2 separate regions of the Homo sapiens genome follow, and region 1 is linked to region 2. A link is an interaction called in ENCODE POLR2A ChIA-PET data of the cell type or tissue named here. Cell type or tissue: OCI-LY7. All regions are shown on one strand.

The links. Peaks named below come from ENCODE experiments on the same cell type or tissue, not always from the same donor. Only the 100,000 strongest peaks of a DNase experiment are listed, where the experiment ranks them.
Region 1: POLR2A ChIA-PET joins it to region 2 with 7 read pairs; 9 of 35 experiments call an interaction of 5 or more read pairs at or near these places.

The regions. Positions count from the first base shown.
Region 1 is chr4:103,090,102-103,094,101 of GRCh38, reverse strand. BDH2 (3-hydroxybutyrate dehydrogenase 2) reads left to right here. Exons shown (of 10, transcript NM_020139.4): 4 at 1,406-1,502; 5 at 2,817-2,925. Among named protein-coding and RNA genes, the nearest start is that of BDH2, 7.7 kb to the left of the region's middle. In OCI-LY7, CTCF peaks have their summits at 2,071 and 2,280 (motif pointing right); a DNase peak (open chromatin) is centred at 2,291; H3K4me3 peaks cover 680 bases; H3K27ac peaks cover 544 bases.
Region 2 is chr4:102,837,235-102,841,234 of GRCh38, reverse strand. The region is part of intron 1 of UBE2D3-AS1 (UBE2D3 antisense RNA 1); the gene reads right to left. It also overlaps a transcript of UBE2D3 not described here. Among named protein-coding and RNA genes, the nearest start is that of UBE2D3-AS1, 11 kb to the right of the region's middle. In OCI-LY7, no CTCF peak of the experiment used is centred here; no DNase peak of the experiment used is centred here.

The DNA of each region.
Region 1 (4,000 bases), 250 kb before region 2:
CACTGAACCAAACTCCAACACCAAAGGATTTTAATTGCAGTTTACCCAAAGAAATCAGAACAGAGAACCTATATGAAAGGTAACCCTTACAGCAAAATAGAACAGGTTACATAATCAAACAGCAATTAGTTCCTTGAATTAGTTAATTGAATTGGAATATGTTGAATTATAATTCAAACAAGTCAAAGTAAAGCTGCTGCACTGGGGAAGCACAAAGATAAGGAAATGTTTCTGAAACAAAATTTCAAGTCTTCCCTTTCTTTATGAATCTTTTATTTCTATATTCCCCCAAAATAAACCATATACATATTATTTATAATATATTATAAATTATAAAATATAATACACATTATAGATAATTATATATTATATGTATTATACATATATTATTATATATTATACATATACATATTAATACATTGTATATATTATAAATTATATTACTATATATTATATGTATTATTCATATATTATTATATATTATATGTATACATATTAATACATTGTATATATTATAAATTATATTACTATATGTTATAATATATATTATGCACATTATAAATAATATGTGTATATATTTATAATGATGACTGCTGCTTTTGTTAGACACTGTTTGGAGTTTCTCAGCAACTAGTGCAGTGTGTATCTCTCAGGTGCCCGCCATGCCAGATCTCTCATGTCTAGCCTTCAAGGGTGTCATCCCTTCTTCTGACCCTCTCATTTCTTCTCCTTGCAGTTTAGTCCAGAAATACATGTATTTGACTGGATACCCTTGACTAACAGAGTCATTTCTAATAAATAATGGAAATGACATAAAGGGGAAGCTCACAAATAGAAACAGTCTCTTATTCCAGAACACTTGCTCTTCTCCACCCCTCACTCAGACAAAATTCTGATTACTGTATAGGTACCAGCAACCCAGTCTCTGGCAGGGGAAGGATAGGGGAAGGACATCTTGAATATATGCAATTTTTATTTCTCAATTATACCTCAAAGAAGAGAAAATTAAGAGAAAAGCTGCAAAGAGGAGAAAATTAATGTTTGAAGTTTGTAAGAACTTCAAATGAGCCCATTTTCAGTTATTACTGCTGGCTTACTGAGAAACATCTAATGTACACCAGTCATTCTTTACTATAAAGCCATTGCTCAGAAAGGACCCTTATTATTCAACTTGGAAAATGGACAGAGAGGAAGGAAGAGGGACGGATGGGTTATTGGAGGAGTCAAGATGGACTTTAAGTTTACTAATGAGACTCTGAAGATTCTTAAGACCCTAGTAAGAAGGTCAGCAATCTATGAAGCCTAGCTGGATAGATGTTGCAATCTTCACACTTCACACTTCAAAACAGCTAAACCTTCAAGGCTAAACATTTTTAGGAATAGTGCCTCTTGTTTTATTTTTCAGGTATTCAAACTCGTGTCCTTGATGTCACAAAGAAGAAACAAATTGATCAGTTTGCCAATGAAGTTGAGAGACTTGATGTTCTCTTTAATGTTGCTGGGTAATTCATAACTTTTTAGTTTCACTTTCCTTACAGAAAGTTTTCTATGACTTTCATTCAAAGAATTTTCATAATGTGGCAAAATCATTCATTGTGAACCATGACATATTCCTTGGGAAATATGGCTAGATTTTACACAGCATTTTCATTACACATAAAATTCAGCAGGTAAGACAGCCTTAGAGTTTGACATGATCTGGGGCAAATGAGGTCTACTCAAGACAGATGGTACTGATACAAAGCTGTATTATGTGTTACAATGTATGGAAGTTAAATTAAAGCAATAATTTCTGATCATCTATTTTATAAATAGTCTTCCATCCTCATGTAAGAATACACCCAGAAACATGAAACAAATAGTTAGCAAAGTTAGTTTCTGAGCATCTATTAAATTTTCAGCCATGTAGGGGATGTAGAAATAATCATGTGGTTCCTGCTGTCATGAAACTGACATTCTGACTGAAATAGCAGAGCTTTGGTACATGGAAGTCACAGCCAACAATATTTTATAATGAATTACATAATTTGGGTCCAGAGGACCAAATCAGTAAGGGTTCCAGTGTTTTGGAAGCTTCCCTCAGAAAACGTAACTTGAAAAATAGTGAAAGCTACTTTACGGGTTTGTTTTGTTCTGCCTTAACGTCTCTCTTACAACAAACTAACATCTCTCAGTATGTTAGAACACTAGCAGTATCACTTTGCTGCTCTGAGATGTTCAGACACTTGTTTTCCTTGCAATTTTGATTTCCCTTGAGAATTCTAAATCTGTGCCACCTGAGGGCACTGTTGCTCTTGAAATAGGAATCACATAGGCAAATAGGGCAGATGTTTTTTCTCTCTCTCTTTTTTTTTTCTGAAACAGGGTTTGTCTTGGTTCCCCAGGCTAGAGGGCAGTGGAATGATCATAGCTCACTGCATCCTAAAACTCCTGGGCTCAAGTGGTCCTCTTGCCTCAGCCTTCAAAGTAGCTGAGGCTGCAGGTGTGTGCTACCATGCCTAGCCCTGTTCGCCTTTATTTGTTGTTTGTTTTTAATGGCATTGATGTTTCCAGCACAATTAATATAAAGCTTCTTATGTTCGGTGACCATACTTTTGTTTGGAAAACAAGGATCTTGTTTTCAGATGACATTTCTAGCTTAAGTTGTTGGGATTCTTACTAATATAATATACTAAGTGATACTATGAATTGTTTAAAGTCTTGATAAGGGAAAGAGACAGTGGTCTAAGTCACTAAGTGACAATAAAAATAATCAGCAGATGGAATAGAAAAATTTTAATGGCAGTTATTCTTCCATTGTTTAATCACTCTTCTAGTTTTGTCCATCATGGAACTGTCCTGGATTGTGAGGAGAAAGACTGGGACTTCTCGATGAATCTCAATGTGCGCAGCATGTACCTGATGATCAAGGCATTCCTTCCTAAAGTAAGACCACCACCACCACCACCAGGATAAGCACCACATTAGGTCTCTGTACTGGGCACACAGAAGGGATTCCCACATGTGCTGAAGAGTGATAATAACTAACACAATGATTAACTTGCATTGAACATTTATATCAAGGCATTTCACATAAATTAATCTATTTAACCTTCCAGCTCATCCACTCAAGGAATATTTATTAAGCACTTTCCACATGCCAGGCTCCATTCTAGGCACAGAAGACACATAAGTGAACTAAACAAAGTGCCTTCTATAAGGCAGGTTCCATTATTGGGGGTGAGATGGGACAATTAGTAATCAAATAGACATAGAATATGTGGCGTGGTTTTAAATATAATGAAGAGAAAGAAGCTAGGATATCAATGCGGCCCCTCTGGACTCCACCGCAAAGGTGAAACTGGCATAGCAGTCCAAGAAGTGAGACAGCTGATCATTCAGGTACCTTGGGAGATGATTCCAGGCAGAGGTAACAGCAGGGAGGCACACGAGACTGGAATGATCGTATGAGGTAGATACTATTATCTCATCCATTGTTCAGAAGATGAAACTGAGAGTTCAGACAACTTGCTCAAGGTCACCCAACTAGCACATGGTTAGAACCAAGATTTGAAGCCTGGACGTTGAGCCCCTTCGTGAATTTCAGTCTAGGCTCACACTCTCAAGAGGGATGTACCCCATTGCTTTTCTCTGCCCTGAAGCTTCTCCCTTCGCTCTTGTTTTGATCTGAACCACAGTGGTACTGGGCAGGTGAGAGACAGTGTGTGCTCAAGACAGCATTCCTCCTTGAATTCTCAAGCCTTCACACAACGCATCAATGTTTAAAATTTTATTTTATAAACTAGCATTAAGTACCTCTTGGTATAAATCACTATATAAAGTGTTCTAGGGGAGTATAAACATGAGCAGCGTACATCCCTGATTTCAAATGAGCTTATAAACCAGTAGTAGCAGACAGTGCAGGCTGAGACAATGAAAGGGGTTGACTGGGTACAGAGCCAGCTCAACTCAAGGTTGTAAATTGAACCTAGTGAAATGCAGAAGAACAACTTTTCCCTTC
Region 2 (4,000 bases):
AAAACTTTATGTTCTTAGAGAAAGAGGTTATCTCCTGGGGAATTTGTATTCCCTCCTCATTTAAAAATAAACCACCTGTATCCACTAAAGTTCCATCTGTTCTGTCCAATTTATTGGTAAACAAGTTACATAGGGCATTGACTGGTTTAAAGATTATTTGTTAGGTCCTTTGGTCCTTCCAGTTTAATACCAAATTGCTATACTTTTTTTTTTTTTTAAAAGAGTCTTGTTCTGTCACCCAGACTGGAGTGCAGTGGCATGATCTCAGCTCACTGCAGCAACCTCTGCCTCCTGGGTTCAAGCGATTCTCCTGCCTCAGCCTCCTGAGTAGCTGGGACTACAGGCGCCTGCCACCGTGCCCAGCTAATTTTTGTAACAAACTGCTATACTTTTAAAAAAATCGATATATAATAGTTTACATATTTATGAGGTATATGGGCTATTTTGTTACCTTGACTGGGGTATCCATCACCTCGAATATTTCTCATTTCTAAGTGCTGGGAACATTTCAAGTCTTCTCTCCTAGCTACTTTAAAATACAAAAAGCATTCACTGTTACTAGCTATAGTTACCCTACTCTGCTATTAAACATTCCTTTGTTCCATATCTCACTGTATGTTTGTACCCATTCACCAACGTCTCTTCATCCCCCCTCCCACCCAGACACCTTTCCCAGCTTCTGGTAACCATCATTCTACTCTCTGCCTCCATGAGATCAACATGTTTAGCTTCCACATGAATGAGAGAACATGTGATATTTGTCATTCTGTGCCTGGCTTATTTCACTTAACACAATAATCTCCAGTACCTTCCATGTTTCTGCAGAGGAAATGATTTCATTCTTTTTTGTGGCCAATAGTATTCATTGTGCATAGGTAACACATTTTCTTTATCCATTCATCTGTTGACGGACACGTAAGTTGATTCTGTTCTTTGCCACTGTGAATAGTGCTGCATTGAACTGATTTCTTTTCCTTTGAATAAATACCCATTAGTGGGATTGACAGATCATATGGCAGTTCTTTTAGTTTTTTGAGAAATACTGTGTTTCCATAGAGGCTGTATTAATTTACAATCCCACTGACAGTATAAAAGAATTTCTTCTGCATCCTTACCAGCATCTGTTATTTTCGTAATAACCACTCTGTCATAGGTGATACCTTACTGTGGTTTTCATTTGCATCTTTCTGATGATTAGTGATATTACACATTTTTCATATACTTATTGGGCATTTGTGTCTTCTTCTGAGAAATGTCTATTCACATCGCTTGACCACTTTTAATGGGGTTATTTTTGTTTTACTTTTAAGTTCCTTGTATACTCTCAACATTAGTCCCTTGTTGGATTAATAGTTTGTAAATATTTTCTTCCATACAACAGGTTATCTCTTCACTCTGCTGTTTCCTTTGCTGAGCTTTTTAGTTTAATATAGTCCAATTTGGCTATTTTTGTCTTTGCTGTTTGTGCTTTTGAGGTCTTAGCCATAAAATCTTTGCCTAGACCCAATGTCCTGAAGTGGTTTACCTGTTTTCTTCTAGTAGTTTTATAGCTTCAGGTCTTACATTTGTGTCTGAACTGTTCTTTATGTACATCACTCTAAACAGTTTTTACTACTAGTACCTTGTAAAGCATAAAGCAAATGCCTTATTCAAAATCATATGAGGCCGGGTGCAGTAGCTCACACTGTAATCATGGCACTTTGGGAAGCCGAGGCGGGCAGGTTGCTTGATCCCAGGAGTTCAAGACAAGCCTGGGCAATATGGTGAAACCCTGTTTCTACAAAAGATAAAAAAAATTAGCTGGGTGTGGCGGCAAGCGGCTGTAGTCCTAGCTCTTTGGTGGTGGTGGCTGAGGTGGGAGGATCACTTGAGCCTGTGAGGTTGAGGCTGTAGTGAGCCATGATGGCGCCATTGCATTCCAGCCTAGGTGACAGAGTGAGACCCTGTCTCAAAAAAGTAAGAAAGAAGAAGAAAGTCATATGATATATTTCTTTCTTTTACATTTTAAATGTATATGCCTTTCATTTAGACCCTAAAGTGTAAGACAGTTTCTATTCCATTTGAAATCCTTAGTCAGTTTCTCCTAGTTTTAAAAAAATTTAATTGTAACAGCCATTCAACCTTAGCTGTAGATTTATCTTTTATACTTAGAATTTCCCTTCCCTCCCTCTCCCTGCAAGTTTATTTGGTTTTCTCTGGACTGCTATAGTATTTTACTGAATCTGTCTGGGAACTTAAATTCCTAACAACATCCAGAAGCTTCAGTAACTCTGGACAAAAAGAGCTTCATCCATTAAAAAGCTGATTTGGGGGTCAGAAGAAACTCTCCTCTTGTATCATCTTTTGCTCCCTCACATGAATAGAATTTTGGTTAGATAGAGCTATTTGCCTTTCCTTTTCCTCTTTTTTTTTTTTTTTTTTTTTTTTGCCCAGCACAGTTTTGTTTAGCATCCTTTCTAGTTCTACTTCAAATGTAATATTTTACGCTTTTACTTGAGACCACAGAACTACTGTATTAGTATCCCCCCTTATCCAGTAGTCAGACTTTACCTTTCTCTACCTTAGAGAATTTGGAAGTAAGGAAAACATTGAACACCAAGAAAACTAGGTGTTACAAGCTTTATTCTGTAACAAAAATATTTCTTTTTGAGAGTTAAGTGTTTCACAAAGGTAAACTCTCCATCTAACTGATGCCTCGATTATTCATTACTGACAGAAGTCAGTCAACTTGAAGGGTCATGTCATCACAAGTGTGCTGGTAAAGTTTAACAACTAGCCTGAAGTAGGGAGCAGCAGGCAGAGATCTGATCTGTGGTGTTTTCAAATTTCCCTGGGGAAAGTACTCCTATGTGGTACTGTGTCATGTTCCAAAGAACATCACTGAACACAGAGCTGGGAAGAGGTGCACACTATCAAACTGTAATACTTCCACCATGCAGATACAATAGACATAACCACAAAAACACGGAACACAGTAAAAGGTATAGCATACCTCAGAGATACTGTGGGTTTAGTTCGCGTGAATTTTTCCATTTCCTAGTGCATATGAAAGTTATGTTTACACTATTTAAATGTGCAATAGCATTATGTCTAAAACAAGTGTACACAGTTTTTTTTGAGACAGAGTCTTGCTCTGTCACCAGGTAGGAGTGCAGCAGCAAGACCATGGCTCACAGCAGCCTCAACCTCCCAGGTTTCAGCAATCCTCCCACCTCAGCCTCCCAAATAGCTGAGACTACAGCTATTTTAGAAAATTTTAGAAAAATATGTATATATTTTTTGAGACAGAGTCTCACTCTGCCACCCAGGCTTGAGTGCAGTGGCGCAATCTCGGCTCACTGCAAGCTCCGCCTCCCGGGTTCACACCATTCTTCTGCCTCAGCCTCTCCCGAGTAGCTGGGACTACAGGTGCCTGCCACCACGCCTGGCTAATTTTTTTGTATTTTTAGTAGAGATGGGTTTTCACCATGTTAGCCAGGATGGTCTCGATCTCCTGACCTCGTGATCCGCCCGCCTTGGCCTCCCAAAGTGCTGGGATTACAGGCGTGAGCCACTGCGCCCAGCCGAAAAATTTTTTGTAGAGACAGGATCACTGTGTTGCCTAAGCTTGTCTCAAACTCCTGGGCCCAAGCGATCCTCCCACCTCAGCCTCCCAAAATGCTGGGATTACAGGCATGAGCCATTGCACCTGGCCTGTGTACATACTTTAATTAAAAAATACTTTATTGCTAAAACATACTAACAAAGTAGGCACATGCTGTTGGAAAAATGGCACCACAAACTTGCACAATATGGGCTGCCACAAACTTACAACTTGTAAAATATACCATATCCATGAAGTTCAATAAAATTAGGTATGTCTATAGTAAAATAACTAGGAAGTGAGTTTTGAGTATTTATTATTGAGCTTTATTTAACAGATTTTAATATAATTGTCAGTTTCTATAATTTTTAATAATGGCTGTGTTTAACAATCAGCCTGCAAAATTCCTACAATTTT